7 separate regions of the Mus musculus genome follow, and all the other regions are linked to region 1. The links are chromatin loops, found by intact Hi-C in ENCODE. Cell type or tissue: left cerebral cortex. All regions are shown on one strand. Each heading gives the region's core, and the rest is flanking DNA. Links, peaks and the distances in the headings are about the cores only. Region 1 holds the start of Siah1a (siah E3 ubiquitin protein ligase 1A). Region 2 overlaps Lonp2 (lon peptidase 2, peroxisomal). Region 3 overlaps Lonp2 (lon peptidase 2, peroxisomal). Region 4 has its middle 12 kb from the start of N4bp1. Region 5 holds the start of N4bp1 (NEDD4 binding protein 1). Region 6 overlaps N4bp1 (NEDD4 binding protein 1). Region 7 has its middle 18 kb from the start of N4bp1.

Region 1 (4,448 bases), core at 203-4,202:
CTTATCCCAAAGGTAAACACATTTCCCACCACGTGAGCGCTCCGCTCCGAGACAGTTACTATGCCATCTCATTTGTCACAGCAGGCTTTGCTCTTCAGCAGCTTCTGAAGGAGACGGTGACACCACAGGTAACAACACTAATTAAAGGGAGTCACTGTCCTACTTTTCCAAGTTAGGTAATTGAAGTCCTTGAAAGTGAACTGATCCATAAACTAAACCTGCTTAAAGGAAACTTCAGTGACTTTCCAAATTCCACCACGCATTCACATCCCTTATCGCTCAAATCCCCAAATTCCATCATCTCACAAAGCATAGCATTCTGTCCTCTAAACCCTTTCATTTCTTAAAACAGTAAAACCCAAATACTAACCCGGTTTTATATAACCCGATTTCAAACATTTTGGGCTATGTACTTCCAACGCATCCATGCCAAAATAACTTAAGCGAATTTTATGAGGCAAGGACCTTTAGCAGTAATCATTTACTGTAATAGCTTAGCACTTACTAAGAGCTCTCTGCACATCAACTATTTCCCATCTCATCGGTTCTCAATAGGCTTGAGACAAATACTCTCCATCAGACCCATTTTGCAGATTAGCAAAATGAAGCACCAAAATCGTGCCCAAGGTCACAAACCCGTGGGGCAGGATTGGAATCAAAGCAGGAGGGCAGAGTTCGGAGCCCATGCTCCAAGCGCTTTTACAAGTTAACATTTCACCCTGGACAATAGCCTAGCAAGAAATGGTAAATGCTCAACGCTAGAAAGAGCAGTAAGATCCCTGTCCTACATCCACGTTCAGGGCTTCCATGACTTTGACAAATCAGCTACATGGCCTCATTTACCGAATGCACAAATGTAACTCTTATGCCAGGGCAAACAAATTCTGTATCTTTCCAGGAACAGACGGTCCGCAGCGGCCCAGGGCGTACACACTAAGTTGCATCTGGGAGCTTGGAGGGACCCCGAACTATCCCGCAAAGGAAGCTGGGCGGAGCAAGGCTTAGGCTTAAAGGCTGGAGCTGCCCAGGCGGGCGTCCGCGCGCTCGCTCGTGGCGACATAAACAAGGGAGGAGGCTGCGTTCTTCCCCGCACAATAAAGGCGCGGGTCCGGGGGAGGCCGCCCTCCCGGAGCCGCCGAGGCAAGGCCCGACCGCGGCCCGCGAAGCGCGCGGCTGACCTCCGCCATGTTGGCCGTACACCGGGCCACACAACAAAGACTGAGCGAGGGCGCGGGCCGTAGTCTCGGCGCGCCCGCCCGCCCTCCGCCTCCCGGAGCCGCCGCTGTCGGCTGGGCCCGCCCGGAGAGGCCGAGACAAAGGCGCCGCGGCTCCGCGAGGGGACCCGCCGGCCCTCCCCGGGCCGCGGCCAGCTCCTCCCTCCAGGCCGCCCGCTTACCTGTGGGCGGAGAGCGCGCCGCGGACCCCGGCCCCGTCTAACGCGCCCGGTCGCCAGCTGCCGCCGCCGCCACCGCCACCGCCACCGTCACCGCCGCCACCGCGGGCCGCGCCTCCACCTCTCCCGGCACCGAGACCGACGGGACACCCTGGGCCGCCGCCCTCGAGAGCGCGCCCGCCCGGCAGCCCGGCTTCCCTGCCGCCGCCGCCGCCGCCCCGCGCGCTCTCGAGCTCGCCGCGCGCGCCCGCTAAGTACCACACACTGCGGCGGCCGCCATGAGCGGGAGCGCGCACCGAACCCGGCTGGGCGGGGCTTCCCACGGCCACGCACGCGCAGAAGCGGCTGGCGGCTGCTGCCCGCACTCGGTGGCGGTTGGCGTCGAGACGCTTCGGTTACCGGAGCAGCGTCCCGAGCATCCCCACGAGGCGGCTGCGCTGTCTCGGGCCGTTACTGTGGGATTGACTGGGTTCGCGCCGTCCTCTCTCCGGGTCCGCGGTCTGTAGCGGCCTCCACGACCCCACTCCTGGAGGAGAAGAGGGCCGCGCCTCCCGGTAGGCTCGTTGAAAGCTGGCCAGTAAGAAGCACGCCTTTAAGTCCACTTTCCCACTCATCTGGGAAGCTGATGTTGGGGACTGTCCACCCTGCTGCTTTAGGTTAAAAAACGGAGCCGTGCACTAGGCAAGCAGAAGCAGGATCTTCACAAGTTTGGGGCCAGTCTGGTTTATACAGAGTTTTCTGGGACTTCCCGGGGAGACCTTTTATCCAAAATAAATGAAGACCTCATCTCAAGGGTTACGGGTGCTTTCGTGAGGAGTGGTTGCCTGGGCTGAGACTCAGTCCCCAGTTGCGAGTGAAGGGGTAGAAACCTTTAGATTTGATTCTGGGGTGTGGGATTGTGTGGAGGTCAGAGGACGAGTTGCGAGTGCTGGGGGTGGAGCGCAAGTGGCCAGCCTTGGTGGCAGGGCCTCTGCTGAGCCATCTCGCAGAGTCCCCGTTAGTCTTTCCATGGATGCCTCTGTCTGACTAGGTTAACCGAATGTAAGGCGTTTACAAATCCTGAGCAGATTTTCAGGGAAGAACTGTAGAAATGCAATGCTGTGAGAAAAGTACTTTTTCTATGGGGTTTCAAGAAAGGAAGAAAAGTCTCCTCTCAGCCTTCCATCAGCACAAACTCCGCCCTCTTCCAGAACTCAAATTTGTTCTCAATGAATGTTCAGCTTTCCTCAATGTATTTGTAATCTGTGCTTGTGTTGATATTTCTATTCTCGATCTAGTATCTCACTGTAGCCCTTCCTCTGAGACCATTAGCACAACCAAACAGTTGAGAATGTAAATTAATTAAGTTAAAAGCACCATATACTACAAATCTGTTGGTCCCCAAAGCTCAACAGCCAGATAAGGAGCTTGCATTATGTAGGTTCATGAAGATTGTCGATATTAGTGGTGTTCTTGTTCATTTAAAATACTTGATTTACATAGGGAGTCTAAGATAACCCATCATAAACTCTGCTTTGTCATGAAACTTACCAAGTAGGAAGTCATACATTCACTCTCATATTCGTTGGACAAATGATAATTATCAACTAGTCCTGAGAATACTAAATCATCAACTAGTCCTGAGGATATTAATCATCAACTAGTCCTGAGAAACTAAGCTAGGCACTTAAGTATTATCTAGCAGGAGACACAAATATAAACTTACTGCTACCACTGTGAGAGAAAAAATTCCCAAAACAAGTGCCTGGTACTAATGAAATATCTAACTCAAGTGTGTGAGAACACAGGTGTCTACCACAAAACCAAAAGACAAGAAGCAATTAACAAGATTGGGGGAAGGCTGTAAAAGGTAGAGACATTAAGGAAGTAGAAAAACAATTCTGAAGATAACCTGTGACTGTCCACTTCTCCACTATTGGTTTTTTTCTTAGTGGGTGAGCTGAGGAGGAGAGGGTGTGAGGTCTCTGGGTGCTTAGAGGCCTATGGAGTTCAGAGAAAGCTATGCTTTGAGGACCAAGGCACTCTAGTGCTTTTCCTAAGGGACAATATTTCTCATCCTGTTGACACCAAAAAAAGAATTCACGGAGGCTTTGAAGTTTGAAGTGGGCTGTGGTTAAAGGGTGAGAGTTTTACCTGTGGAGAGGGAAAGGTTTTCTAAGCAAAGGCAATCTGTGGTGTAAGACTCAATCTCAAGTGAGAGTGGTAAGAAATCTTTAAAACCCAAAGTCAATACGAATGCTATGTACAAGCCTGAATGCGGATGGAGGGAAGGACAAAGCAGATAGGGAGAAAGCCCCGGAGAACACTTGTGTTCAGGCAAAATGAAAGCCTAACCCAGGAGGCAGCCATGGAAATGGAGAAGGGATCTTAGTTGATCTGGGATGGTTAATTGAAAATAGGATCAAATGCTACTTTTAAGCACCTCAATGCCAAATCACGCATTACCTCATCAGTCTCTGCAAAAATTCCATGAAATGAGCAAACAAAAAACTGACCGGGCGTGGTGGTGCACGCCTTTAGTTCCAGCACTCTAGAGGCAGAAGCAGGCAGATCTCTGAGAGTTCGAAGCCAACGTGTTCTACAGTGAGTCCAAGACAGCCTTGAAAAACAAAAAGAAAAAAACCTCCATGAAATAACTACCATTAGTGTTTCCATTTGATCTAGAGCAAGGAAGGCTCATGAAAAGCAGCCGGGTTCTAGGTGTCAGAGTCAGGATCCAAACCCAATCCAGACAGGGCAGGTGGGGCATGCTTGGAGACTGGGACAAGTGGATCACCAAAAGTTCAAAGACGTTTTGGGTTATATTGGAAGATACTGTCTAGAATAAATAAATAAATAAGCCCAACTTCAGTCCTCTAATTGTGCCATTCTAAGGCCCCAGCAGGAAGCAAGATGCAGGCTTTTGAGAGCTTTGTTGTTTTGCTTTGTTTTGTTTTGTTTTGAGACAGGATTACTTTGTGCAGCCCTGGCTGTCCTGAAACTCACTCTGTAGACCAGGCTGGCCTCTACCGCAGAGATAAACCTGTCTCTACCTGGAATTAAAGGCTTGTGCCCA
Region 2 (4,448 bases), core at 279-4,278, 100 kb before region 1:
ATGAGAATGAGGTCATAGGTATCTGCTTTCTTCTATTTCATTAGTGTCAAGAATTGGGGGTAGGGCATATATAATACTACTACTAAATAAGACAAATATTCTTTAAATCTTTCAAATTTTGTCATTACTGGGAGGAGAATGATGTCAGTAGATGACTATGTGGAGTTGGTTCCCTCCTTTCATATTTATGTGGATTCTGGGTTGTCAGGTTTGTTGCAACAAGTGCTTTTATCCCCTGAGCCATCTTGATTACCCACCCACCCCACTTTCTTTTTCAAAGAAAACCTTCCAGCACAATAAAATATATAGAAACTATATCCCCCAGAGAAATAATGTTTATGTAAAAAGTCATTGCAAGTGATGTGATTTGAGAATGGGATTTTAACGGGTGGATGTCTCTGGAGACACTAAATCTTAAATAGAACAATCAAACAAAATGAAGGATTCTATGTTAGCTATTTTTCTATTGCTCATGACTGAACGCAGCTTGGGGAGGAAAGGGCTTATTTATTTTATAGCTGTTAGTCCAGGGAAGTCAGGAATTGATGCAGAGGCCATGGAGGAGGGCTACTACTGACTTGCTCCTTATAGTTTGCTTAGCCTGCTTTCTTATAGCATTCGGGACCACTGGCTGAGGAGAGGTGGAGCGGGGTCTCCCACATCAATCAAGAAAATGCAGCACAGACATGCCTATGGTCCAATTTTATGAAAGCATCATCTCAGTTGAGGGTTCCTCCTCTTAGATGACTTCAGCTTGTGCCAAGTTGACAAAAGGAAAACAAACAAAAAACCCAAGTCCCTAGTTAATATAATACATTTGAAGACATAGAGTGATCCAAATGTGTTGTTACTTACAAGTTCCAAGTGCTAAAATAACTTCTATTGGCTTGTTTGACAGATCGCCTGGACATTCGGGCAGCCCGGATTCTTCTGGACAATGACCATTATGCCATGGAAAAACTGAAGAGGAGGGTTTTGGAATACTTGGCTGTGAGACAACTGAAAAATAACTTGAAGGGCCCAATCCTCTGTTTTGTTGGCCCGCCTGGAGTAGGCAAAACAAGTGTGGGGAGATCCGTGGCCAAGACTCTGGGTCGGGAGTTCCACAGGATTGCACTTGGGGGTGTGTGTGACCAGTCTGACATTCGAGGGCACAGGTAACACAGTCTTTCAGCCTCTTTTAACTTTGACATTTGTTTAGTGGACTAACTAGTATGTGCCTTGGCTTTCTACGGTCCTACTTGAGTGGAATTATGGAATTGTAACTTACTTTGTGATTGGATATTATGTTGACTTTCTACTTACCTAGTAGCATTACCTAAATAATAACCATAACTCTTTTAGTGTTTTAATGAATAATTGCAGTTCTGTGGGCAGATATGGGGAGGTGAGTAATCTTTGAGTAAGTTTATTCTGCCTGTAGTCTTTCTCTTACGAAAACCTGACAGCACTAATGGAAAAGTTTAGCATAACCATTACAGCTCACCCTTTCATGTTCACTCACTTTCTGTTTTAAAAAAAAATAGACTAAGTATGTTAGACTTGATCAACCTACACTATTATAATCAGATATGGTTTCCCTTTCCACTGTTTGGTTTTGTGGTTCTCCCTGTGGACCTGACTGGAAGAGGCTTTAGGGAAGCCTAGGTCTATATGGCCAAAGGGCTCTGTGGCAGTTGCAGGCTGTGAGAACACACACCTAGAGTATATGTGTAAGAAGTGTGGGGAAGCTGCTGTGTACCTCAGGGTTACAGCCTAGCATGCAGAGAGTGTGAAACACGGAAACCCTGAGCTGCTAGTGAAAGAATATGGTGTTTTTCATTCATTTTCCCAATGACTTTCTAGCAGGGATCACTGACTTTAGGTAATGACGGGAAACTGGGAAAAACTCTTCTTCAAGACATGGTTCTTTTCTGGGTCTGGTGACCCATGCCTATAATCCTACCCCTTGGAAAGTGGAAGCAGACTAGCCATAGCTATATGCCGAGATTGAGACCACCCTGTGCTACACAAGACCCTGTTTTTAAATAAAAAGAGAGAAAGCAGGCAAGCAAGAAAGCAAGCAAGCAAGAGAGAAAGGCAGGCCTATTCTCTTTTATTTGTTCATAAGTGAAGAATGCGCGTTGAAAAAGCATGCAAAGATTCTAACAAGGAATGAGGGAACACATCAGGCTGAGGGATTGATTTAGGTCACTCCTGGCAATTGCAGATCATGTTGTTGCCTAGACTGTCTTGTTCTCCTGAGTGCCACTAGAGGCTGTAGTCCCCTTTCATAATGAAATAGACACCCTTATTTGCAGACCAGCCACAAAGAATTTGGGCTGAAATCTGATTTTGACAAAACTCCTGAGACCTACCCTAGTCAAGTGACTTGATCTGGACTCTGTCATTTCGGATTATTTCCCTTTTTAAATTTGTTTTTAATGTGCATTGGTGTTTTGTCTGTATGTATGAGAATGTCTGAACTGGAGTAACAGATAGAATAAAAGAAAAAGTGGCTGCTTTGTGTTGTCTCTCTCACTTAGCCGCCACTTTCCCAAGCATGGATTTCCCGCCATTTGCCAGCTGCACCTGTCTATAGAACAGGAAGGTGCCAGTAAGTCAGGGACTGGCTTTTAAAAACAACCAAAGACTGTATTCTAGTAGTTGGAAAATGAAGAGGTAGGAGGGAGACAGAGGGGAAAGAAAGGTTTGCTTTACAGTTCTCTAATAAAGTGGTGAGCCTTTTGTTTTCTGCATCTTAAAGGAGGCATGAAGTGAAACTTAGCTGTTAATTCACTCAGGCAGTTTTTATCTCAGCATGTTTTTCTGCCTGTAAGTCACAAAATCACCATTCCTGTTGTTGAGTTTTTGAGTTTAAATAAATGAATTATCAGAAATCCAGTAGGAAGTAGTATTCTAGGGGATGAATTTTATAAAATTGTGTTTATGTAAATCTGGATGTTTTTCTTTTTCTATGTGTATGTATGTCTGTGTGTGTTGTATATGCATGTGTGTACATGTGCATGTATGTGTGTATACTCCAGGTTGATTGTTGAGGGACTCTGGACAGCTTGATCGTGACACTCTGACAGGCTCTGGCAGGCTTTCCCCCATTCCTTCAGCCTTGCTAAAAACTATTAGATTAAATTCCTAAAGGTAGCCACCAAGGTCTATTCCCTTACTTGGTCACTTCCTCCTCGTGAGGCTAATTTCCAAGGTTCAGCTATGAAAGTATTGAAGTCTAGCAATCAAAAGCCCCCTTAGGCTCTCCTAAGTAACATGTCCAATTAAAATGAAATACCTCATCCTAATATGAGATTTCCCCTTTTACCTTTTTAGTCCATCATTTTCCTATGTGCCATGTCTGTCTCCTCTCTATCCAGAGGCAGTTCTTTGTCCTCTAGAACAAATATCCCTCCTCCCTCTCCCTTGTTCCCATCCCCTTCTCCCTTGTCCTCCGTCATCTGTCTTTGGCTCAGATTGCCTGCCCTGTCCTGAGCCAATACTTTTCCTTTCAGTTGTCAAAGGTCTTTTTCAGTTCCCTCCCACCGTATTCTCTGAGGCAGAATCTCTGTCAAACCTGAAGCAGAGCTTGCCGGTTCTGCTAGTTTCGTTAGCTAGCTTGCTTCAGTGATCTGTCTCTACTTTCTGAGGCTGAACTGACAGACAAATACTGTATCATCTGGCATTACATGGGTTCTAGGGATCTGAACTCAGGGTTTCTTGTTTGCCCAGCAAGCACTTTAACAGTCTTGCTATCTCATAGCCCATAGTCTGTTTCTTATTAGTTATTCTTTGGTTTAAATATAACACTTATCCTTACAATATATCTCAGATCACTGTTGATATTGACTTTTTGAAATAATTTTGCTACCTACGTTTACAGATAATAAAGTTCTGTTGTTGGAAGATATCAGTGGCTCAATTTTAAAGGAGATGAAAATCCTCTGACTTCTTTGTTGACAAATTTTCATCTGTAACTGAAATAGGAAAGTTATAAATAAACCATTTATTTCTCTACAAAACAAAAATAGATGTGTCAGTAGGTTCTTTTTTTTTTTTTTAACTGAAGTACAGTAGATACACTCTGGTGCTCATATCCTCCTCACCACCTGCCTTTGCATATAACCCTTCTAAAAGAGGTTTATCGTAAGCCACCGTGGTGTCTAATATTGACTGTTAACTTGACAAGATCTAAACTCATATAGGAAACAAGCCTCTGGGTATTTGTGCAAGGGAGTTTCATGGTTGTGTTAATTCTGTAGAAAGACTCAATCCAAATGTGAGCATCACCATTCAGAGTGAATAAAAAGGAGAGAGTGGGGCAAGCATGATGGTGCACGCCTTTAATCTCAGAGCTGAGGAGGCAGAGGCAGGCGGATTACTGTGAGTTTGAGGCTGGCCTGGTCTACAAAGTGAGTTCCAGGACAGCTAGAACTACATAATGAGACCCTGTCTAAATAAAT
Region 3 (4,448 bases), core at 182-4,181, 84 kb before region 1:
CTTTGGTTTCTCCTTCTATGGTAATTGAGAGTTTTACTGGGTATAGTAGCCTGAGCTGGCATTGTGCTCTCTTAGGGTCTGTATGGCATCTGCCCAGGATCTTCTGACTTTCATAGTCTCTGGGGAGAAGTCAGCTATAATTCTGATAGATCTTCCTTTATATGTTACTTGACCTTTTTCTCTTACTGCTTTTAATATTCTTTTTTTTTTTTAAAGATTTATTTATTTATTATATGTAAGTACATTGTAGCTGTCTTCAGCCACTCCAGAAGAGGGAGTCAGATCTCATTAAGGATGGTTGTAAGCCACCATGTGGTTGCTGGGATTTGAACTCTGGACCTTCGGAAGAGCAGTCGGGTGCTCTTACCCACTGAGCCATCTCACCAGCCCGCTTTTAATATTCTTATTTGTTTTGTGCATTTGTTGTTTTGATTAATATGTTACAGGAGGAATTTCTTTTCTGGTCCAAACTATTTGGAGTTCTATAGGGTTCTTGTGTGGTCATGGGCATCTCTTTCTTCAGGTTGGGGAAGTTTTCTTCTATAATTTTGTTGAAGATATTTACTGGCCCTTTAAGTTGGAAATCTTTGTTCTTGTCTATACCTATTATCCTTAGGTTTGGTCTTTTCATTGTGTCCTGGATTTCCTGGATGTTTTGGGTTTGTATCTTTTTGTGTTTCGAATTTTCTTTGCTTGTTGTGTCCATGTTTCCTATGGAATCTTATGCACCTGAGATTCTCTCTTCCATCTCTTGTATTCTGTTTGTTATGCTTGCATCTATGGCTCCTGACTTCTTTCCTAGGTTTTCTCTTTGCAGAGTTGTCTCCCTTTGCTATTTCTTTACTGTTTCTACTTCCATTTTTAGATCCTGGATGGTTTTGTTCAATTCTTTCACCTGTTTAGATGTGTTCTCCTGTATTTCTTTAAGGGAGTTAATGTCCTTATAGTCCTCCATCATCATCATAAGAAGTGACTTTAGATCCATATCTTGCTCTTCTAGTGTGATGGTGTATCCAGGACTTGCCATGGTGGGAGAGTTGGGTTCTGATGATGCCAAGTAACCTTGATTTCTGTTGCTTCTGTTTTTATGCTTGCCTCCTGCCATCTGATTATCTTAAGTGCTCTCTGCCCTCAATATATCTGATTGGAGCCTGTCCTTCCTGTAATCCCAGTTGAGTCAGAACTTCTCATAGTCCAGTTTTCTTTGGGATCCTGTGATGCTGAGATCCTGGGTGTGTCAGAGTTCTTGGCAGTCAAGCTTCCTCTGAGACCCTGAGATCCTGGTGTGACCAAGCTGCTGGGCTCCTAAGATCCTGGGCATGTTAGAGCGCCTGGAAATGGTACCTCCTCTGGGTACCGTGGGGCTGTCTGCTGAGTTTGAAACCAAGGTATACCAACACTGACCAGAAGTAACCTGAGCCACTGGTCGGGCTGGTCCCTGCTCCAGCTGTCCGCAGCCTCTGCCCCCCACCTCCCCCAGTTCTGTTGGAGCAGATGTTGTGTTCCATTCACCAGTGATCCTAAGATCCTGGGCATTCTAGGGCGCCTGTGGGGTGGAGAATCCTCTGGAGACTGTGGGACTGCCCACCAAGTTTGGGCCCAAGGTGTCCCAGCACTGGTGCCGACTGGAAGGTACCTAAACTATTTCTTAAACTTGGTGCTTGTTAGAGTCCATTTTTATAAATATTTAAATTTTGGAAAAGCTAGTATTTTGAGATCCTTTAGCTAACTTAAGTATCCTGCCAAATCTACAGGAAGCTAGATGCAAGTGTTTGTATAATGCCATCCATAGGATACTTCTGTACTGGAGGAATGGCCTGTCACCAAGCTCAACTGATCCTCCACTGTCTTCCTCAAAGGAATATTGCTACTGGCAAACCTCTGTGGCTCCTGTTTGCCCTGTAACCAGTCTATGCCTCCTTGAGGGTCCATCCCTTTTGCTCTGGGACCTGACCTTGTGTTCTCCCCCGTGGTATCTTTGGGGGAAAAAACATAGTATGAGTATCTCCTTCAACTGGAAGACACACGTTTATATACCACCACATTAGAAAGTAAAGTCAGATTTCACTAACAAATGCTGGGCAAGGAGGACACTATGAGAAGGAGGGGAGTCTTAGCTGGGTCACAGTGCCTTGTCTGATCATATATGGCACAGTCTTACGGCTTTCTGGATTCTCAGTAATAAATACAGAGCTTTAAAAACAAAGCAACCAACGAACATCTTATTTCCCAAGTTTTTCCTTTTAATGTTTTGTTCATTTTGTTTTGTGTGTGTGATGCCAGGGAGGAATTCAGAGCCTTGAGAGTGCTGTACAGATTTTTGCCGCTGACCACATCCCGGACCCTCTGTAGGGTTTTTTGGTTGCCATGTTAGTCCCAACTGGTATTACTGTAGCAAGCAGCTGCAGCATTAAACAGTTGCCATTGGTTGCTGGAGTAGAACTGATTGAACAAGTATTCTCTCAGGTCGAAGAGCTGTTCCAAGAACATGCCATGTGGGCTAAATACCAGCAGTTCTTCAGGGGCGAGGCTAGAGAGCTCTAATTCTGCTCTGCCCTATGGGGGGTTGTTAGGCTACAGGTTCTCACATTTTTCCTAGTTATAAAGCTGGCAGTTTCCTGGGTTTCTGTCAATTTGGGTAAGGGAGGTGGGGTTAAAACAATATTAAATACCACAGCACTTGAACCATTTGCAGGAATCCAGTGTTTTCCTGGACTCTGCAGCACTCAGCTTGATCTAGATTGGAAGGGAACATCTGAGGAGATGGGTCTGGCCTTTGTTGTGAGCAGGCTGGCTTGCTGCCTTTGTGAAGACACAGCAGTTTGGAGTTCCTGGCTCTGCTTCATCCCCTTGGAGAAACCCCAGATGACTTCAGTGCTTGCTTTTGACACTTCTGTTGTGGTTTATCTCTTCTTTACATAGCATGTATCTTCAAACTACTCTTTTCAGACATTTGTCTATGAATTATGTTTTCAGTCCTTTCATATTTGTGCCATAGCTTCTATGTGTTCTCTTCATAAAACATGGTAAAATTATGTCCTTACAGATGTGCACACATATGTAAACATTTTACTTGTATGCAAAACAAGAATGGGTCATCTATTAAGGCCACCACAACAAAATACTAGTGCAGATGACTTCTAAAAACTTGACAACTTTGAAGGCTGGAAGTCTAAAATCGGATGTTGTCAGGTTTCCTCCTAGGGCCTCTGTGGCTTTTGAAGGTCTGTCATCTGTGCATATGGATAGCTAGGGACACCCTGTTCTTAAAAAGACACCAGTTGGGGCTGGTGAGATGGCTCAGTGGGTAAGAGCACCCAACTGCTCTTCCGAAGGTCCAGAGTTCAAATCCCAGCAACCACATGGTGGCTCACAACCACCCGAAATGAAATCTGACTCCCTCTTCTGGAGTGTCTGAAGACAGCTACAGTGTACTTAGATATAATAATAAATAAATTTAAAAAAAAAAAAAAAAAAAAAGACACCAGTTAGATGGCATGAGGACCTCACTCCTAACCTCTTGTAACCTTAATTACTTCCTATAAAAGTTCTGTGTCCAAATAATCTCACTGTATGTGCCATCCCCATTAGTGTGATCAAGAGAATCCCTCACAGGCGTGCAGAGGCTTCCTTTAGTCGATTTCAGATCCAGTCAGGTTGACACCAATATTAACCATCACACCCACTGTCTACATTTTACGGAGAAAGAATTACTTCATCTGAACAGTCTGACAGTGTGATTTTTTTTTTTCTTAACCAAGAACATTTCATTAGTAGACCTTTCCTTGTACAGGTGAAAGTACTGTATTGATTTTACAATATTAAAAATTAAGTCTTAGAAAATATGAGACTAGGATCGTCTGAGAAATGTAATCTAGAGAGATACAATTAGTTTCTAAAGTTCAAGGTTGCAAGTAAAGGCTTTGACTTAAAATTAACTGGTAGCTTTGTTTTTGCTTTTTAAGATTTATTTATTTTAGCCGGGCGGTGGTGGTGCATGCCTTTAATCCCAGCACTTGGGATGCAGAGGCAGGTGGATATCTGAGTTCAAGGCCAGCCTGGTCTACAGAGTGAGTTCCAGGACAGCCAGGGCTACAGAGAAACCCTGTCTCGAAAAACCAAAAACCAAAAAAAAAAAAAAAGATTTATTTATTTTATGTGAGTGTACTGCTACTCTCTTCAGATATAACAAGAGGGCATCAGATCCCATTACAGGTGGTTGTGAGCCACCATGTGGTTGCTGGGAATTGAACTCAGGACCTCTGGAAGAGCAGTCAGTTCTCTTAACCACTGAGCCATCTCACCAGCCCTGTGGCTTTGTTTTTATGAGTTATACTTTAATGGGGGAATCAGAAGCAAGCAAAGGCTATTTTATGGTGAACTTCTGATGAATATTTTAACAAACTGAATTTGGTCTATTTGGTTTTGTGTTTTATTTTGTTATTTTA
Region 4 (4,448 bases), core at 132-4,131, 150 kb after region 1:
AACTGGATGTGGCCTCAGTATATCTGGAAGGGCCTAGAATATATACAAAGGGCCGCATGAGGGGAGGAGACTCCCTCTATGTAGCTGTGGGGAAGCCATCGTCCTTGCTGGGTGCAGACCTTCCAGTGTGGTTGTGGTGAGGTCACCTATGCTTCTGCCTGTGACTCTCCATCCACTGCTCCTGTAAAACAGCCTAATAAAGTCATTGTTTGCCCTGAGTGAATTGTGCTGGTATTGTTCCTTGGTCTGTTACGAGACATTAAATGGATCTACCCCAGGAAGGAATTTTAGCAACATTTCCTGATGTTGGAATTTTCCCTAGTTGGGATTTTTCTGGCCTATAGAGTTAGTTCAAGGAAAGAGACATTGCTGGGATCAAGCTAGTGATAACTGAGAATCTTTCTTCAGCATCCTCAGACATAGAGAAAGACACGAACAGGCATAGAAACACACACACACACACACACACACACACACACACACACACACACGATGCATGATGCATCACCTCTAATTAATTGTAAGCATCCTGGAAGAAATGAATATATTCTAAAGAGACATCTGTGCCCCTCTTCTGACTATCAAACTATTAAAACGATGGGCCCTAAGAAACTAGATGTCTGTGGTGGTTTGAGTAAGAATGTTCTCCCTAGGCTCAAATGCTTAGTCACTGGGGAGTGGCACTATTTGAAAGGGTTAGCAGGGTTAGGAGGCGTGGCCTTGTTGGAGGAAGTGTGTCACTGAGGGTAAACTTTGATGTTTCAAAAGCCCATGCCAGGCCTAGGTTCTCTCTGTCTCCCTATGGAGCAGGATGCATCTCTTAGCTACGGCTCCAGCACCTGCCTGCATGCAACCATGCTTCCCACCATCATGACACAGGACTAAACCCTTCATCAGAGTTGCCTTGATCATGGTTTCTCTTCACAGTAACAGAACAGTAAATAAGACAGCTTCTCGCCGGGCGTGGTGGCGCACGCTTTTAATCCCAGCACTCGGGAGGCAGAGGCAGGTGGATTTCTGAGTCCGAGGCCAGCCTGGTCTACAAAGTGAGGTCCAGGATAGCCAGGGCTATACAGAGAAACCCTGTCTCAAAAAACCAAAAAAAAAAAAAAGACAGCTTCTCTTCTCTGCTTTAAAGGATTATGTTTTCAAAGATGAAACACAGAACTTTTATTGACCAAAGAAATTAAGCAAGGAAAGAGTATAAGAGATAAAGACATATACAGGCTACAAAGAAGGTCACTCACCTATTGGAGAAAACCCCAACACATACACACGCACACGCATGTGAACACGCACATGTACACTCACACGAACACGCACACACAGGAGAGGCAAAGAGTGTAAGAGCCCAGAGTGAAAGAGTCTTGAGCCAAAGCCTTGGTACTGATGGCTGATAGTTGGTTCTGGCTTCTAGTTGGGAGTTTTGGTAGGGGGGAGCTGTCAACTGTGGGTCTTGGTCTCCTTCCACATGGTTGCTCAGGCTTTCTTTTGGTGTATGGTAGAGTAATTTATTAGCCCTTGGGTCATCTTGTAGTAGAGAGTACTTTGACCAAGTATCCATGGCGACTAATTGAATAAAATAGTAATGTTCACTAGGTCTGCGATAATACTCAAGTTGATAACACTCCCTAGTAGCGTAACAGAATGGCTGGCAGAATGAATATATTCTAAAGAGACACTTGTATGCCACTAGGCAAGGCCTTAGGTCACCATTAACTGATTCCTCCCTCTGTCTCTGTGTTTACCTTTGGCACCCAGGATTCAGAGACCGTCTAACTGCGAGCAGGTCTAGGGACTCATCAACTTCACGGCACAGAAACCGCACCCTCTCCTGCAGCCTGTAAGAGGAGGTCGCACGCTGCCTCATGGGCCTCATCTCCTCTGCCAGGCTGCCTTTTCCTGGTGTTAATAACTCTTCTAAAATCTCTTATCCAAAAGGTTAACCCGAGTCAGTGTTCCTGTTGGAGCCTTAAACCGAGACCTGTTAGGGAATAAACCCAGCCACATGGGCAACCGAGGTCCGACGTGGTTTGGTCACACGTGAGCTGGTCCTGCTCCCCTATCCAGCATCTCCGTGACTCCTTTTATGAATGCTGGGTAGCACAGGTCACACGCTAAACCTGCTGCTCCCTTATGGTATAGGACACCCCCTGCTCTTTTCCTTGTAAACCTACAGAAGAGTAAGGTCTTCTGTAGTCTGGTGGGCCGATAACTCTCCGAGCTCATATCCTTGCTGTGTGTGGCCAGCATCCTTAAAGATCTTTGGCTTGAAAATGACAAAACAAAACCAAAACCAAAAACCAAAACCCAAAAATCCTTAACCCAAATATATAACACTTTGAGAGACTGGTACAATCCTCAGACGGGTATCTACTTGGTAAAGGTAGAGGGTGTAACTAGAGGCTTTGTGAATCAGAGAGAGAAATGACAGGCACGTATGCATACCCTTCACCTACCTCTTTTCCCAGAGCCCTTCTGGGCAAGTCGAATGCCCCTTCCATGAGCAGAGGATAGATTTTATGTGCAGGTAAGCTGGTTTCCCACAGGAAGGAGGCTAAGTCTGCCATCCTAAGTGACTTAGTAGCGTTTGGGGGGAGCCCACCCATAGAAATCTAAGTCTTCCCAGGAGAGGAGGGTGTGTCAGGAGAGGAGAGGGGCCACTAAAGGCTTGCTAACTGCTGTCCCCCACAGGAACTATGGGGACCTGAGAGAAAGGCTACTTCTCACAGTAGGAAGTGCTCAGTCAGTCAGTACTGCTGAGATCACACTGGACCCTCCCTCCTCCCTGTGTACTCATTTTATATTATGTTCAAACAGTGAGTTTTCAGGCTGGGCCTTGCCCATTTGACAAGTAAACCTTTAACTCCATTTTGAGGGCGGCCCCACAAACAGTGTTGTCTGGCACCACTCACACAGCATAGACTGATAAATGACTTGTGAGCAGAGAGGGTACCACCTCTACAGTTATCAGGGTGAGCTAAGATTGCAGGGGGACATGGGCACAAATCAAGTCTCGTTAGGGAAGCCAAGCCCGTGAACTTATCAGACACCAGCCAGGGCGGTGTAACTCTCACCCGAACCCTGTACAGTATCTAGTGTTAGGACGACAGCAGCCCCACAAATCTGTCATCTGACAACAGATGTACATCAAGGACTGACAGGCAGAAAACTGTCACTGGGGCCTCACCTTAGCTTGGTCCCTACTGTTGTTGTGGCCTTCTGCAATTGTCACCTGACCAACTACCTGCTTGGTCATTTGGACCCAGAGCTGGGGTTCCTACTGCAGCTCAGGTATGCCCTTTGTCCCTGCAGCTGAAGCTGTCTTTACTGCCAAGCCTGCTTCTCCTGCTGCCTGGATCCACAGCAACAGCTTCTTCCTTCTGGCTTGTTTGCATTGGCTGGCCTATCAATACACACTCTGTTTGCGTTTCTATCAGCTTACTTCTGAAACTGTTGAATTCTGCAGTCCACACTCTGCCATTGCCCCCAGGAGAACTTTGGGTGTGGGGGTGGGGGTGGGGAATCCTCAACTTTAGGGATCGTGTGTGTGTGTGTGTGTGTGTGTGTGTGTGTGTGTGTGTGTGTATAATTTTCATTCATTCTCCAAACCACATAAACACATAGAAAGACAAATAGATGTATTTGCTGTGTGCTGTGTGCAATGAAAGCTAATATTGGGAATTAAGCATTCACTTAGACGGATTACTAAAGTAGGTGGAAGTGTCTGCCATTTAAGCCACTGCTCCTTGTAAATTTACAGTTATTTAGTAAAGTCTGACTTTATGTGCTCACCTGTTTCTGGTCCCTTTTCTTGTTCAGGAAAGGGACCTTCCTGGTAGACAGGATGGACATCTGGAGAGGACTGTGAGGCAGAGGAGGCAAGATTTTGATGGCTCCACTGGGTCTGAAGAGAAGCTAGAGGTCTGTACCTGCAGCTGGGCCTGGGAGGAAGGAGAGCAAGGGGTATTGAGAGGTGGGCAGAGACCAGAGCTGCATGCCTGGATGCTGTCCGGGGGTGGACGCAGTCACTGATAAAGTTTTCTCCAAATCATAGGTCTGCAAGGGCCTGTGTCCTTGTAGACACTCTTCTTGTTTGGAAGGTGCTAGCCATGAGAAACCTTTCTTTGTTTCTTCCTTTGTTTCTTCCTTTGTTTCTTCCTTTGTTTCTTTCTTTGTTACTTTCTTTGTTTTTCTTTGGTTTACAGTCTGGCTCCCATCAATAGAACGAGACAGTCACCAACCCTGGCAGGAATAAAAAATGTAGCCATTTTAGTGAGAGAGTGTACTAGCCTAGCTGGAGTTCTAGCGCAACCTATTTTGCAAAAAGAGAAATTGCCTTGTTAAAATTGGTTTCATTTGCTCCTGTGTTCCTCTGTATGACACCAAGATGACCGATCTTCAACACTGATGACAAAATGACAGATAGCACTGTAGTTTACAACATT
Region 5 (4,420 bases), core at 421-4,420, 140 kb after region 1:
AGCTCACAGTATCTGTACTGTATCACTCACGTTCTAAATTTCCTACCCCTCCCCCACAGGCCCCAGACACCCTCTCCACCTCTCAAGATTCCTCCATGCTCTCTTTCAGCCAAGGAACTGCAGGAAGCGGCAGGCTCCACACACCCGTGGTTCTGCGCAGGCTCTCCCTCCCTTGGAAATGCCCCTTTCCTTCACCCCTTAGAACCTCGCTGATTAGAAGCCTTTCCTCTTTCTCATTACTGCGATGCTTTGGACGCACAGCAACTGCTGCATGAATCACACTGTCCTGTTTCCTTGGAAGTCTCTCTACTAAGTTATAGGAACCTTGAGGTTAAGGGAACAACCACATACTGACGCCCTCTTGGGTAAGCTTTTCCTTAGTTGCTGACCACTAGCTGACCACGGTCCACGTCCATACCTCCCAGCACTGAGGAGCAGAGGCAGCCAAGACACAGCAAGTCTTTCCCTTTAAAAAATAAATACAATTTGTAAAAGTTGCCTGCCTGGCAGCTCCACCAACAGATCACAGACTACGAACCACACCCTCCAGGTTTAAACTACCTTAAATCGCCACTTCCACTCAGGTCCAAGCCCACCCCATATGTCAAACCCAGCCTTAAGACAAAGCATTCCTTCACTACTGGCTCTCTCTCTGCCTTCAAATTACCCATTCAGGAGTTTCAAACAATTTTTCCCCTGGCCGAACCCTAAATACTCCCTCCCGACTATCCAAGGTCTTGAGTCAAGCCAGCATGTTTCCCAACCATTGTATCTCACAAGGGACCTTGACATGTTCTGGTCTTGATATCCCTCCTCAGACACGGTTTTCTGGCCTCTACTTAGTAATGAGGTACCTAGAAGTCTTCCAGGCTTTTCAAAGTCCACCTACTGCACTGCCTCCTCCAGCACATAACACTGGGCGGTCGGTGCCTCTCTCCAACCTCCGCAGGCATTATCGCTCTCACAGTAGCTCCCACTGCCTCCCTCTGATTACTGGAGGCTTGGCTGATTCACAGGCCATTCTCACAGCTGTAACAGAAAACTGGATTCTGAGAGCCAGGGCAGTTACCCCACCAGCAGCAGCACACACTCCCGTTTTCTTTTTTGGCACCAGGATTGAAGTTTCAAAGCACTCTACCACTGAGCTGGGCCCTCGTTCCCTTATTTTATGAGAGGTTAAAGAGGCAAGCGCAACATGTGCCGGGCTGGGGGTGCAGCTCCACAGAAGCGTCTACCTAGCAGGTACAAGGCTCTGGCCTTGGTCCCCTGCACTTCCAAGAAGAAAAACTTTGGCTTGTGAGGCTGGGTTCCTCTGTGTCGCCTAGGCTGGCCTCACACCACCACCTTCATGCCTTGGCCTCCAGAGTTCTGGGACTATGGTAAGTTCCACCATGACCACCTGGCTAAACTTTTCTTTGCTGTATTTTCCCTTCAGTGACATTTCTACTTACACCAAGTTAATAGTTTTCTTTTCCTCAAAAAAAAAAAAAAAAAAAAAAAAGTAAAAAGTAAAAAGTAAAACAAACTGCCGGTGAGTGTTGCAGTCAACTCCTACCATAAATCTCAAGGGAAAGGAAAAGGGATTTCTTTTAGGCGGGAAGGTTACATTATGAGTAATACATGTTAAGATTAAGATAAGCTGGCAGGTGACATTACTATTACCAATACACCATACGTCACACCCTTCCCATCAGCTGTGTCAAGCTTTGTGGCACTGACAGACAGAGAGAACCGGGGTGGAAGGACTGGTGGAGGCATGGCTTTCCTGTAAACCGAGGGAAGCATCTTCCACCTCTGGGGTGTCCTCAAAAAAAGCGGCAGCAGGAAGGGTCCAAAACACAGCCAGGACAGGAGAGAGTAGCCTGCTGTGAAAGTCTAAGAGAGCGGCTACCAGAGCCATTATAAACAAGATGCCTGTAACCTAGGGGCAGAAGGACCAGTGATCCAAGGCCAGCCAGTCACCACAGCAAGCTTGTCTCACACAGTTCCGAGAGTTCAGACTGACAGGAAGTCCCTACCAGGTTCCAGGGTGCAAGAAGGAGTTTTTGAAGAAGGCTGACTTTGAATAGAGAGTGAACCAGGAGCCCAGAGGCAGGGAATGAGAAGCAGCCAAGCTGGAAGGGACTCCAGCAGAAGCAAAGGTCTTAACCAAGGCGAAGGCCAGGGAGAGGAGAGGGGTGAGTGCCTGGTGGACACTTAAAAGTGACAAGCCTCAGGCATGTTTTAGCTCTGGGTAGTAAGAGAGTGGGCGGCGCAAGGAGCTAAGCACAGGGGAACCAACTTGGTCCAACACCAACAGGTTCAACCCCCACACTGTCAAGAATCACACAAATAAGCACCTTACAGCCTACACATGGTAAACATTTCTTTTTTTAAATTAAATCGACACCTGGAGCTACAACCTCTTAAAGAGTAATGTGAAATTTGTGATGTAGGATAGAAAAAGAAAGTCTCCCCAGAGCTGAACTGTTTAACAAGCATCGCTGGGGCTGGAGAGATGGCTCAGCGGTTTAAAGCACTGACTGCTCTTCCAGAGATCCTGAGTTCAATTCCCAGCACCCATATGGTGGCTCACAACCATCTATAAAGGCATCTGACAACTTCATCTGGTGTGTCTGAAGACAGCTACAGTGTACTCACATACATAAATAAATAAATCTTTAAAAAAACAAAAACAAAACATCGCCCATGTGGTTTCTAGAAACAAATTCTGGTGCCTGATAGGTGGAAGAGTTTGGGAAAAGGTGGGTAGAAGATGTTCAGGAAGCTCCAAACAGGGGGCTTTAAGACATTGGTGACTTCAAACCAAGAGGGGCAGAGAGGGGCATTCTCCTAAGTTCCCAGATCTGACCCTCGAAACACCAAAGAGGAAACAATACCTTATTCCTCAACTTCCTACTCCTCCCCGGGAGCTTAAGATGCTATACAATACACCTTCAGCCTTCTCCCACCCACGGCTTGGAGGACTCTCTTGCATAGAAGCAATTAAATTGCCCGTTCTCCTGGCAACCTGTCGACTAACCTGGCTATTTCACTGACTCAATGAGATTTTAGAGGCATAAGCGCCTCCGCGGTCAAATTTTGCTGTTTTCTGACAAGGGGGAGGGGCTGATGGCGGTGCTGAATCTGAAATACTGATTATACACAAGGTGAGTCACCGCTTAGTTTCAGTTTCTCCAGTTGTTCATTTAATAGAAGGAACAAGCCCTATCAAAACGTATTCGCCGGATTTTTAAAGCCTGCGTATTCCTTTTGTGGTACTCGGCGGAATGTCAGAAGTGTAACAACCATCATTTAATCGTAGAACACCAACACTACAGGAATAATATTTTTAACGCAGCTACCAAATATTCTACCTCTGAAGCGTCTGGTCATTACATGCGTTCCCTTCCTGATTTCCTAGAGGTTCAGGCCTAAGATTCCCAAAGGGTTTAGAAGCCCTGGAGTGGCGGCCTGGAGGGTGAAGACCAACCAGGAGCATCGAGCCTTGCGCACATCCAAGGGACCAGCGGACGGAGGGAGCGCGAGCCCGCTCAGCGCGCGTGCTCCGGGGCCTGATGGCTCTGCGTTCTGCGCACTTCGCGAGGGACCAGTCAGGGAGATGCTTTCGCAGCGCCCTTTACAAACAGGGACCCCGAGGCTCCCAGGACGGACCCGCTCCGAGCGCCCCGCGCGCGGCCCGTGCGAGCCAGGCCGGACTCACCTTGGCGCTGTGCACCGCCTCCTGCGCGCCGCGGAGTTGCAGCCAGATACGCGCGGGCAGCGGCTCCTCCGCCCCGAGGGCGCCGAGCACGGCCAAGCCCACCCCGAACAGAGCCTCGATGCGCCCGCGGCTCCGCTCCAGCAGCGCCGCCTTCTCCGCGGGCGCCGTGAACTCATCCAGCACCACCCGGGCCGCCATGGCGGGCGCGGCCTCCCGGGGCGCCGGGGGCCAGCGGCGGCGACGCCCCCTCAGCGTGCCGCCGCTGCACCGAGCCGCTCAGGAGGCGTGGGCCGTGCCGGCCTCCTCGCCCGCCCGCAGGCCCCGCTACACCATCACGACACGGCCGCCGCAGCTTAGCAACTGCGGGCAGAGACTCCCCGCCACCCCGCTGCCCCGCTGCCCCGCTGCCCCGCCACGGCCGCCGCCGCCGCCGCCACAGCCGCCACGCATGCGCTCAGCCCGCCGCCGTTGTGGAAACTCGCCGCCCCGTCGCGAAGGGTGCGTTGGTAGGCTGAGGGCAACGGAAGTCGACGCCACACGCTGTCACCATGTTGACCGTGGGCAAGCGTCGGCAGGCGAGGCCTGGGCGGCCATATTTGATAAGGGCCTGATGCCTTTGGGCATCTAGTAGAAGGATTTTACATTGATAGGCAAATGGTGATTCTTTTCCTTCTTTTTACTTCCTTCCTTTCCCCTTTTTACTTACTTCAGAAAAAA
Region 6 (4,375 bases), core at 1-4,000, 98 kb after region 1:
CACACACACACACACACACACACACACACACACACACACACACGACACCTTGTCCAATGACCAAAGGTATCAGCCTTAGCTGCACTGGCCGCCTCAACCAAATGCCAGGATACACAGGAGGCAGAGGCACTCCACACAGGGAGGAATTCCAAGACGCTCCCAAGTTCACTGAGGAGGCACTGGAGGGATGGAGGTCAAGCATCTACAAGCACCTAGCAGCAACAGAGCTTTGGATGAGGCAAAGAAGCAAGTTGTGAGCTTTCTTCAGTGGCTGGATAACTGGGCTGTAAATGTTATACCTAAATGTGACAGATTTCACAAAGAATCTAGAATTATATTTCACATTATAATCTACAAAGTAATTAATGCCTTTTGGTTTCCTCCAGCTTTTTCCTCCCTCCTATATGGGGCAAGGGGAAATGGGCAGGTATCTCTCAGAAACAATACTAAGAACACAGAGGCACACAACTCAAAGATCAGGCTAGCCGAAGGGCCTTTGAGAGCCTGTGCTCCTCAGGCCAGCATCAGGCTGAGGCAGCTATGGAGTACTCCCGGCTCTCCTGGTTCCCAGCAGTGCTGGGCTGGGATTGACCACACCAGGAAGCCCTGGAGACAGCTCCACCTTGGCACCTTTGCTGTGCTCCCAAGCTGAGGCACTGGGTGGGGGACTGTGGTGGGTCAACTCCTGGGGCTGGCCAGAAGTCTCTGTTCTGTACTCACACAGCCTGCAGGTCTGAAACCCCCTAGGGACAGATGACAAACAGCTTCCCAGCAGGCTGGATCATCAACAAATTCAGGAGAGATCACGTAAGTATGGCCACCTAGAAGGCTCTGTTCATCTCCTGATGGGTGCAGGGACCAAATGAACCAAGACACGGCATGGTGGCAGCATTCTGTGATCTACACAGTCCCTGCACTACGGATAACAAACCAGCACCAAGTCCACGGTTACCTGCGGGACCGGGAGAACAACAATCCACAGGGCAGTGAATTTAACCACAAGGGCCTGGAGACTGCATGGATGGAGAACACAAAGCCCTTTGAAGGTCCAGGTGAGAGCCAAGACACTAAGAATGACCAGGAGGGGGTTCACAGACACAGACTTCAAGCTACACCGAGAAGAGACAATACTGAGATAACTGGTTCTGAAAGACTCAGGAATTGCTGCTAAGAAACCTCTAAGTAGACAAAAGAAGGGAAATGCAGGGGCTTTGAGGCCCTTCTGAAAGGACTAATGCTATTTATTGGCTTGGGTCATCCTTGAGAATAGAAAACTTTTTGGCAAAGCTGTACAAACGCCACATGGGGGGGGGGGGGTCTCCTCACCAGAGGCTTCAGTGCCTACCTTGTCTTCTGAGGCTAAGGTAGCTGTGGAGCCAGGGTGGGAGCATGGCGGCCATGGCTGGTGAGTGCACTACGGAGCTACGCCAGTCAGGGAGCATGCTGGGGCTGTACGTCCTCTAAGACTTCCCACCTGCTCCTCAGTCTGACTTTGTCTGGCCACTGGTGACAGCCCGGGTGTCAGATGCCATCTAGTGGCTCCACTTCTTCACTCTCATAATGGCTCGCTGAGAAGGCCCCACAAGAGCAGAGCAGGCCCACTCTAGGGATGAAGGCAGGGGAGCACACGCCATGTTTAGTGAACAGGACAAATTACCTCAAGAAAATAGACTTTAAGAAGTCTTGCTTTCCTTAAGGAAGCAACTCCTTTTTTTTTCTTAATTTTTTTTTAAAATTTTATTTAGAAAGGCTAACCATATTTATTTGTCATTTTTTCTTCAGCTTTAAGGAAAATAGTTTAAAAAACATAAAACTGTAAATACACTCAAGAGTAACTGCTATTAAACAGTTCTGAACAGGCAGAAAGAGTACTTTCCTTTTACAGAAAACGTTAAGTCTGTAATAGCAGCATAATTTATATATAGAAAAAAGCTGGCTTTGAAACCCCAGACTTTTGTATACATAAAACATTTCCCTCCTTTTTCTATACAACACAGCAATGCTTTCCGGGAAGGCTTCTTCACGTTATGGTCCATCCCACGGTTGGCAGTTCCCCAGCATCAGTGGGCTCCAGCCCAGCCGTCAGTCCAACACCAGGGCCGACAGGGCATTCAGGTCTTTCATGTACGGATGAGCTGCCAGGATCTGGTCGATCTTCAGCTTTTGCTCAGAGTCAGGGAAGATCTTTAGCAGCGCCTCCCTCAGCTCGCTGGTCTCTGCAGAAGATCTCTGTGCTGGCAGGGGTGGGTTCTGCTGCATACTGGGAAGGGTGGCCAGAGCTGTGAAGTGGGACTGCTGGGGAAGCCAAGGGCTTGAAGAGGTCTGGATCCGGGGTGGAGGCTGGTGGCTGTTGTTGGCTACCTGCGTGCTGGGACTCCGGAAGCCAGGGTCAAATGTGCCCACACTTGGCAGGGCATTGAGTAGCGGCTGCATGTGTCTGTGGATGAAGTGAGAGGGACAGTAAGAAACCCTTTCAAAGCGCCTATGGCTAACACTGAAGGCCTAGATGCTAGTTCCATGGTTTCTGAAGGCCTGAGGAGAAAGCTATGGGGTGGTGAAATCAGCCCCCTAAGAGTGGCCTATAGGGCATCTGGTACCATTTCCAGAACCATAAGGGATCGAGCATCCCTGGATTTGACAATGCCTTACCAGTCTTTTGTCTTAGGGCTGGTCACACTCGTTGGGTTGTATGCAGGGCCAGCTTACAGAGCTGAGGAGAGGCACCTCTCCCTGGGCACAGAGATAAGTCCAACAGGCTCATGGACTTCCTGTCTTCAACGAGCTCTCAATGCACATGCACATGGCGTAATATGTGCATACAGGGGACATCTGTCCTGCTCATCAACTCCCATCGAGTCTAGCTGCAGCTGAGAGCTGGGACAAACAGTGCTGTCAATTCCAGAAGCTCAACAGCCTACAAAAGCTACATTAACTTTAATGGCATCCCCTCATGAAGGAGTGATGGCGACTGGCCACCAAGCACTTTGAAAACGACAATAGATGGGACTGAAAATGACCAGAAGGGCTGATCCTCTCACCAGGCTACTGCAGGAGTGAAGAGGCAGCCAAGAATGCGCCTCTAGCTTGACCTGGGCCTTGGCTCAGTATGGGGCCCACACAGAGCCTTAAACACAGGACGTGAGGTCTAAAATGCAATGAGGATTTCCAATATAAGACATGGAGTAGAGGGGAAGGGAGTGAGAGCACGGCAGGCTGTTATCTCCTCAGTGTGGGCCGATGACCCTGTCTGGGCTTAACACCTCAACTGTGATAAAACCCAAAGGCTCAGGGAGAAATGATCACATTAGGAAACTGAACATATGATGGTCTCCATGATAGACTATCCACTATTTCTCCTTCTATGAAAATCAACCCACGTCCGTGCACCATCAAGTTCCACTAGATGGTCCCCCAAAGGCACAAACAACAGACTAGCAGCCTTGCAAGCTGGGAGAGTGTGTGCCTTCTCCTTTTAGGCACCCAGCCCAACTCTATGCAAAAATCTGCTAGAGGATCCACAGAAATACAGGTTATTTTGGTTTTAAAGCAGAGAAAAGATCTGCCACTAGTTAGCATGAAAGAAGCTGTGGTTAACAAGGTCGCCCGAGAATTCTGCACACAGGAATATAGAACCTTCACTTGTCAGGCAGTGACAGACAAATACGCAAGACAGGCTTCTCCATTCAGTGATGGTGAACTATAGCTGTCTGCTGTCTAGCAGTGATTTCTGAGCAGAACATGAGTTCACATCCCAGCACTGCACACTCAACTCCACCAAGTTCACAGAAAAGCATCCCACAAAAGCAATCAGACAGCACCGACCGAAGCTATCACCAACATGAAAATCTGCTACTCAGAGACCTTCAAGAAAATCTGTGTTGTCTTAGACTAAAATGAGAAGGAGCCTCACACAGGGCAGGCCTGGAGCCCCAGGACTCAGGAGGCAGAAGCAGAAGGATCAGAGTTCAAGTTCAGCTGACACAGAAATGGTCTAAAACAGGCAGGCAGGCAAAAGAAAACTGAAAAGCACATACTGAAGATTAACCTTGGAGTGTCTGCTTGATTGGGTTCCACATTGGTCACATATCATGAATCTAATTAAGGCTTTAAAAAATATGGCATTTCTAGTTATTAAGGACAGTATCTGCTCTGAAGTGTAACATTCGATTGAAATAATAAACCTTGACATACAGGGAAGGCAAATAAATACCTAAGAAAGGCCTCCTTTCGAAGAAATTCTTCTAGCCGAGGTCCGTTTCTTCCCAGAGGGTCATCAGGAACCATAAATATGTCCCCCACGAACGTGTACTGAAGCAGTCTACAACATAGAAGGTCACAGTGCTGACAAATGGTACCCTCCACTAGTGTAGGAAAT
Region 7 (4,448 bases), core at 204-4,203, 160 kb after region 1:
TCTCCACTTCAGTTCTTACCGTCCGTTTGCTTTCAGCTCCTGCCCTGACTTTTCTCAGTGATGGAGTAGGACCTGGGGTTTTAAGGGTTCTAAGGTGAGATAAGTAATTTCCTTCCCAATTTGCTTTTAGATTTATTTATTTATTTATTTATTTATTTATTTATTTAATGTATGAGTATTCTATTTGCATGTACACCTCATGCCAGAAGAGGCATCAGATCACACTATAGATGGTGTGAGCCACCATGTGGTTGCTGGGGATTGAACTCAGGACCTCTGAATAAGCAGACAGTGCTCTTAACCCCTAAGCCATCTCTTCAGCCTCCCAATTTACTTTTAGTCATAGCCTTTATCACAGTAATAGAAAGTAAACTAGAACAGAAGATGCATAAAATTTGTTCCCTGAGCACAGACATACAAGTTTTTTTTTTCCCCTAGATACCTCTGCATAAGAGGAGCTGCCTGGGGTAGGGGCTGGAGTATATGCTAGTACCCAGAATACTGTTGTACAGTTTCAACTTTATCTGAGTGAGCTCACATGGCCCCAACAACTTTTAGAAGGTGGGGTTGTACCCATCTTACAGACAAAGAAATAGAGGCTTATAGCAATGAAGTACCTCACTTGGAACCCTCACAACTAGGAAGTGACAGTAAGAACAGGCACGGCATATTGTGCTATTCAGGACTTCCCTGTGGACCTGAGGAGACAGAGGTTCCTTGGTTCCTTAGGACTGAGACCTGTGACCTGTAGGATAAGGGACTCTACAGTCCTTCTCTATCCCTGGGTCATAGGAGACAGGTAACAAACCCCAACTGTTGTTAAAAGAGACTAGGTGCTGAGGTAAAGCTCTGAAGCATCTCCCGGCAGCAGTACCGGGTCTGGGGCTGTGAGGAGCCTGCAGTAGGATTTGCTGCAGAATTTCATTGGACCCCTCTTTGTCTGAGAAACCAAGATGGGAGTGAAGTGTGCTTTCCCGAGGCCGAACCTTGATTGGCCAGGGCTCCTCAAGCACATAGGCTCCCGAGGTGGTTTAGTAAAGGGTCACTAGCACCTCCTTGTCCCTTCCCATTGTCTTGTTCCTGCTCCTGCCACAGGTCACCTCCACTACAGCAAGGGAAGAGGTGGGAGCCTGTGGAAGAGGCAATCAACCAGCTGGGGTGGGGTGGGGTGGTAAGGAACGCGGCTCCTCAAGTTGCTAGAATACTTGGCCTAAGACACCAGGGTCAGGCAGTCTCACAGGAAGCTGGGTCTCCGCCCTTCCCCTTGAGCTTCCTAGTAAAAATAACTGATGTTTCCTGAAGCGTTCACATGTGGCAGGAAGGCTGAGCTCGGAGCTGCCAGGTCACCACCAAGATTCCTTTTGTTTTGCAATGGATAGGATAGAAAGAATGTCTCTCTCTCTCTCTCTCTGCCTCACCTCCTCTTCCTCCTCATCACTTCTGCCTTCTTTTTATTTAGAATTCCTAAATTCCTCTTACGGAAGAGCTAAGCTCCTCTTTGCCCTACAGTGTGGAAACAACATCACTGATAATGTCAGGTAATTAATTCAATGGCAAACAGACTGAAACAAATTGTAACTCCAGTGCATTTAGTTTTTGTTCTTTTCTGTTTTGAGAAGAGTTATTATGGCAAGAAACAGTTTCCCTTGCAATTATACTCAACTTAAAAAAAAAAAAACAGAACAAAACAACAAGACTAAGAACACCTTAGGTGTTCAGGGTTCATGTGGCTATTTCCAGAGTCATGAAGAGGGATGGATATAAATGACTTAAATGTGGAAACAAGCATCGCGGCTGGTGATTCTCGACCTTGTGCGATATGAGCTCTTGGGCTAATTGTGCAACCTTTGAAAAAGCCACACTTAGTTTAAGGGTTGGTTCTGCACCCTGCACTGGTCAAACAAAACCTTTGCATAATAAAAGGCTTGGCTTTGCCTATCCCGTAGTTGGTTGGGTCTTTGGTTGGGTCAGACCAAGCCAGGCCCCTCGTTTCTGTTTCTTTTGGGGGTGGGGTCGGATGGGGGGTGTTTTGTTTGTTTGTTTTTTTGTTTTAGACAAGGTTTTCTTCTGTAGCCCAGGCTGGCCTGGAACTCGCTAGGTTGCTAGGGTTGGGGTTTTGAACCTACAGAAATCCTCAGAGTACAGGCACAAACTCCTGTTTATCCGATAGTTTCCTCAAGGAGGATATTTCAGTTCTCTTCCTCTTTTTCCCTCCTGCCAATGTGGTGCTCAGACTTGGAGCTAGAGGATAAAGAGAACATCTCAGAGGTTTTTGCACCTCATAACTTGTCAGTTACTGACTAGCAACTGAAGGAAACGCTTCTGCTTTGAATCGCCTACGCCCTTGGCGCCACCTGCTGGTCGCATCGCGCCAATGCAGCTCTGATCCGTGGAGAATCTAAGCCTACCTTCTGAGCCAAACCTGAGAAAATCTGGTGAGTTGTTGCACACCAGCATCTCCTTCTTTACCCCCAGCATCTCCACACCCAAGCTAGTGCCCTCTGCTCCCCTCGGTATGAGGAGAGCTGCTAGCCTAGGTAGGGGACTAGAGAGATGGCTCGGTAACTAAGGAACTGCAGAGGAACTGAGTTTGAGTCCCAGCACCCAGGGATCCATGGGATTCGACACCTTTGGTCTACATAGACATCCCCTCCCCCCTCCTTCCACCACAGATCTAATCTGGAGGTTTGCTCCCTCAAGCAAAGAGGTCATCAGAGTCACTTCTGAACAGCGATTTCCCCTTGACCCAGGGGCCACTTTTGAAGAACTTCCCTGTGTGTTTGTGACTGCGGACTTGGTGGACCTGTGAGCAGGACATCTGTGGCCCAGCTAGCCATAGGCCTCACTGAATAGACTCTAGCTTACAGTGGGCCCTGGGCTGCATTTTTAACCGGCACCCATTGGACCTGGGCCTCTTTGGCCTGAAGAATCACCTTGCTTAGCAGCATCCTTCCGCAGCTCCGCTTCCAAGCTCCACCGGAAGCCGCTGCGCGCTGAACTGAGCTTTCTCTGGTCTAGGGTCTGCCTTTCCTTTACAAGGATATTCCTTCAGTGCTCATCGCAGGTCCTTAAGGGGCCTGTGTGTGCGTGTGTGCGTGTGTGTGTGTGTGTGTGTAAGCTTAGGGATGTCACTTGACTTTCCTAAAGACAGGGGAATAGTGTTTGATCCAACCAAGTCAGTCGGATTTCAAAACTGCTCCTTCTTATCCACCTTTCCCCCTCTCCTCTTCTCATCCTGTCCCTCCTCGTATTTCCCTTCTTGCCCGGCTCCTTTCTTGTCCCCTTTCCTCTGTTCTCCCCCTCCCCAGTCCTCCTCAGTACCCTCCATCCTTCCCCCTCCTCCCCTTGTCCTCCCCTCCACACTTTGGTATGCTTTACACGGGTCCAGGTTCTCCTAGCATCCCTCGGGCCCCTTCCTGGCAAACCCTGCCCCCAACCCTGAACTTTCCAGCCCAGGGGCAGGGGCTGGGCTCCCCCTCCCCAAGCTCTTTCCTATATAAAACAGACATCTTGGTCTCCTTCTCCTCTCGCCTCTCTTCCTGCTCTTCCCCTTCACCTTCTCGGAGTGCACGATTTCTCTCTTTCTCTTCCCCCCTCCCATCTGTGTTCCAAGGAATAGGAGAAACTGGAGTTCAGGTGGTTGTAGCCACCAGGTATGTGCTGGGAACCCAGCCCAGGCCATTTGTAAGAGTAGCTAGTGTCCTTAACCACGGAGCCATCCCTCCAGGTCCCCCCTTTTACTTGCACAGATAGTTGTCTTTAAAAAAATTTTTTTATTGATTTTGAGACACCATGTAGACAAGACTGGCCTCGGGCCTTTTCACAATCTTAAAGCACACAGAATTTCTTGGGGCAGCTAAGATGGAATATAGGTTCTAGTAAGTAATGACTCAGGAGTATCAGAGGGGAGAGTGTGCTACCCTTGGGATGTTTGGATGTGCCCATCCACTGAGCTATTTAAGGCATATTAAATATTAGGCTACGTGTGTGCATGCACGTGTGTGTGCGTGTGTGTGTGTGTGTGTGTGTGTGTGTGTGCGTTTTACTTGGGAATCCAGAATATTGGGGCGGGTAGTCGGGGGTGAGTAGAGTGCACTAATTGGCTGCTGCTACAGTGGGGTCTGCCTCTTGCTATGCGGCAGGTGGAGCTCTCCCCCTGGGTTTGCTAGTGGCGTAGCCACCCATCAGTCTTTTCTCCCTCCCCGCCCATTGGATCTGGAGATCCCTAAAGCGGAGATCATTTGTCTCTGTGGTTCTCACAACAGTGTCTGAACACTTATCATGTGCCAGATGCCCCACTAAGTGCTTTTGTGTTTCATTATCTGAAGTGGATGGTGTTAGGACCCTCAGGGCTTATTTTAGTTACTTCGTCTGGGTTTCCTCTTGTTGTTTGAGATAGAGGTCTGTCTTAGGGTTTCTATTCCTGCACAAACATCACGACCAAGAAG

The links. Hi-C counts contacts between places; a loop is a spot of excess contacts. Peaks named below come from ENCODE experiments on the same cell type or tissue, not always from the same donor. Only the 100,000 strongest peaks of a DNase experiment are listed, where the experiment ranks them.
Region 2: a loop joins it to region 1, with 2.1 times the contacts of the local background. A loop is called at or near these places in 2 of 42 quality-filtered maps.
Region 3: it touches region 1 in a loop (1.9-fold over the local background); 2 of 42 quality-filtered maps call a loop at or near these places.
Region 4: a loop joins it to region 1, with 2.8 times the contacts of the local background. A loop is called at or near these places in 16 of 42 quality-filtered maps.
Region 5: it touches region 1 in a loop (12-fold over the local background); 10 of 42 quality-filtered maps call a loop at or near these places.
Region 6: it touches region 1 in a loop (2.1-fold over the local background); 3 of 42 quality-filtered maps call a loop at or near these places.
Region 7: it touches region 1 in a loop (2.5-fold over the local background); 11 of 42 quality-filtered maps call a loop at or near these places.

The regions. Positions count from the first base shown.
Region 1 is chr8:86,744,421-86,748,868 of GRCm38, forward strand. It overlaps Siah1a (siah E3 ubiquitin protein ligase 1A), which reads right to left and starts at 1,586. Exons shown (of 2, transcript NM_009172.2): 1 at 1,397-1,586. Gm10638 (predicted gene 10638) reads left to right here and starts at 1,279. Exons shown (of 1, transcript NR_027829.1): 1 at 1,279-2,640. In left cerebral cortex, for the core only: a CTCF peak has its summit at 1,732; DNase peaks (open chromatin) are centred at 561, 1,035 and 1,708; H3K4me3 peaks cover 2,429 bases; H3K27ac peaks cover 2,099 bases.
Region 2 is chr8:86,640,644-86,645,091 of GRCm38, forward strand. Lonp2 (lon peptidase 2, peroxisomal) reads left to right here. Exons shown (of 15, transcript NM_025827.3): 7 at 899-1,157. Among named protein-coding and RNA genes, the nearest start is that of Lonp2, 19 kb to the left of the region's middle. In left cerebral cortex, for the core only: a CTCF peak has its summit at 2,237; a DNase peak (open chromatin) is centred at 2,213.
Region 3 is chr8:86,660,200-86,664,647 of GRCm38, forward strand. All of the region lies in intron 8 of Lonp2 (lon peptidase 2, peroxisomal), which reads left to right. Among named protein-coding and RNA genes, the nearest start is that of Gm22305, 8.9 kb to the right of the region's middle. In left cerebral cortex, for the core only: no CTCF peak of the experiment used is centred there; DNase peaks (open chromatin) are centred at 2,603 and 2,778.
Region 4 is chr8:86,894,910-86,899,357 of GRCm38, forward strand. No RefSeq gene overlaps it. Among named protein-coding and RNA genes, the nearest start is that of N4bp1, 12 kb to the left of the region's middle. In left cerebral cortex, for the core only: no CTCF peak of the experiment used is centred there; no DNase peak of the experiment used is centred there.
Region 5 is chr8:86,881,119-86,885,538 of GRCm38, forward strand. N4bp1 (NEDD4 binding protein 1) reads right to left here and starts at 4,140. Exons shown (of 7, transcript NM_030563.2): 1 at 3,704-4,140. The coding sequence starts at 3,901. In left cerebral cortex, for the core only: no CTCF peak of the experiment used is centred there; DNase peaks (open chromatin) are centred at 2,260, 3,120, 3,657 and 4,231; H3K4me3 peaks cover 2,310 bases; H3K27ac peaks cover 1,494 bases.
Region 6 is chr8:86,842,605-86,846,979 of GRCm38, forward strand. It overlaps N4bp1 (NEDD4 binding protein 1), which reads right to left. Exons shown (of 7, transcript NM_030563.2): 6 at 4,211-4,318; 7 at 1-2,437. The coding sequence ends at 2,083. Among named protein-coding and RNA genes, the nearest start is that of Gm33877, 6.8 kb to the right of the region's middle. In left cerebral cortex, for the core only: a CTCF peak has its summit at 1,534 (motif pointing left); DNase peaks (open chromatin) are centred at 1,512 and 3,494.
Region 7 is chr8:86,900,949-86,905,396 of GRCm38, forward strand. No RefSeq gene overlaps it. Among named protein-coding and RNA genes, the nearest start is that of N4bp1, 18 kb to the left of the region's middle. In left cerebral cortex, for the core only: a CTCF peak has its summit at 2,360 (motif pointing left); a DNase peak (open chromatin) is centred at 2,361.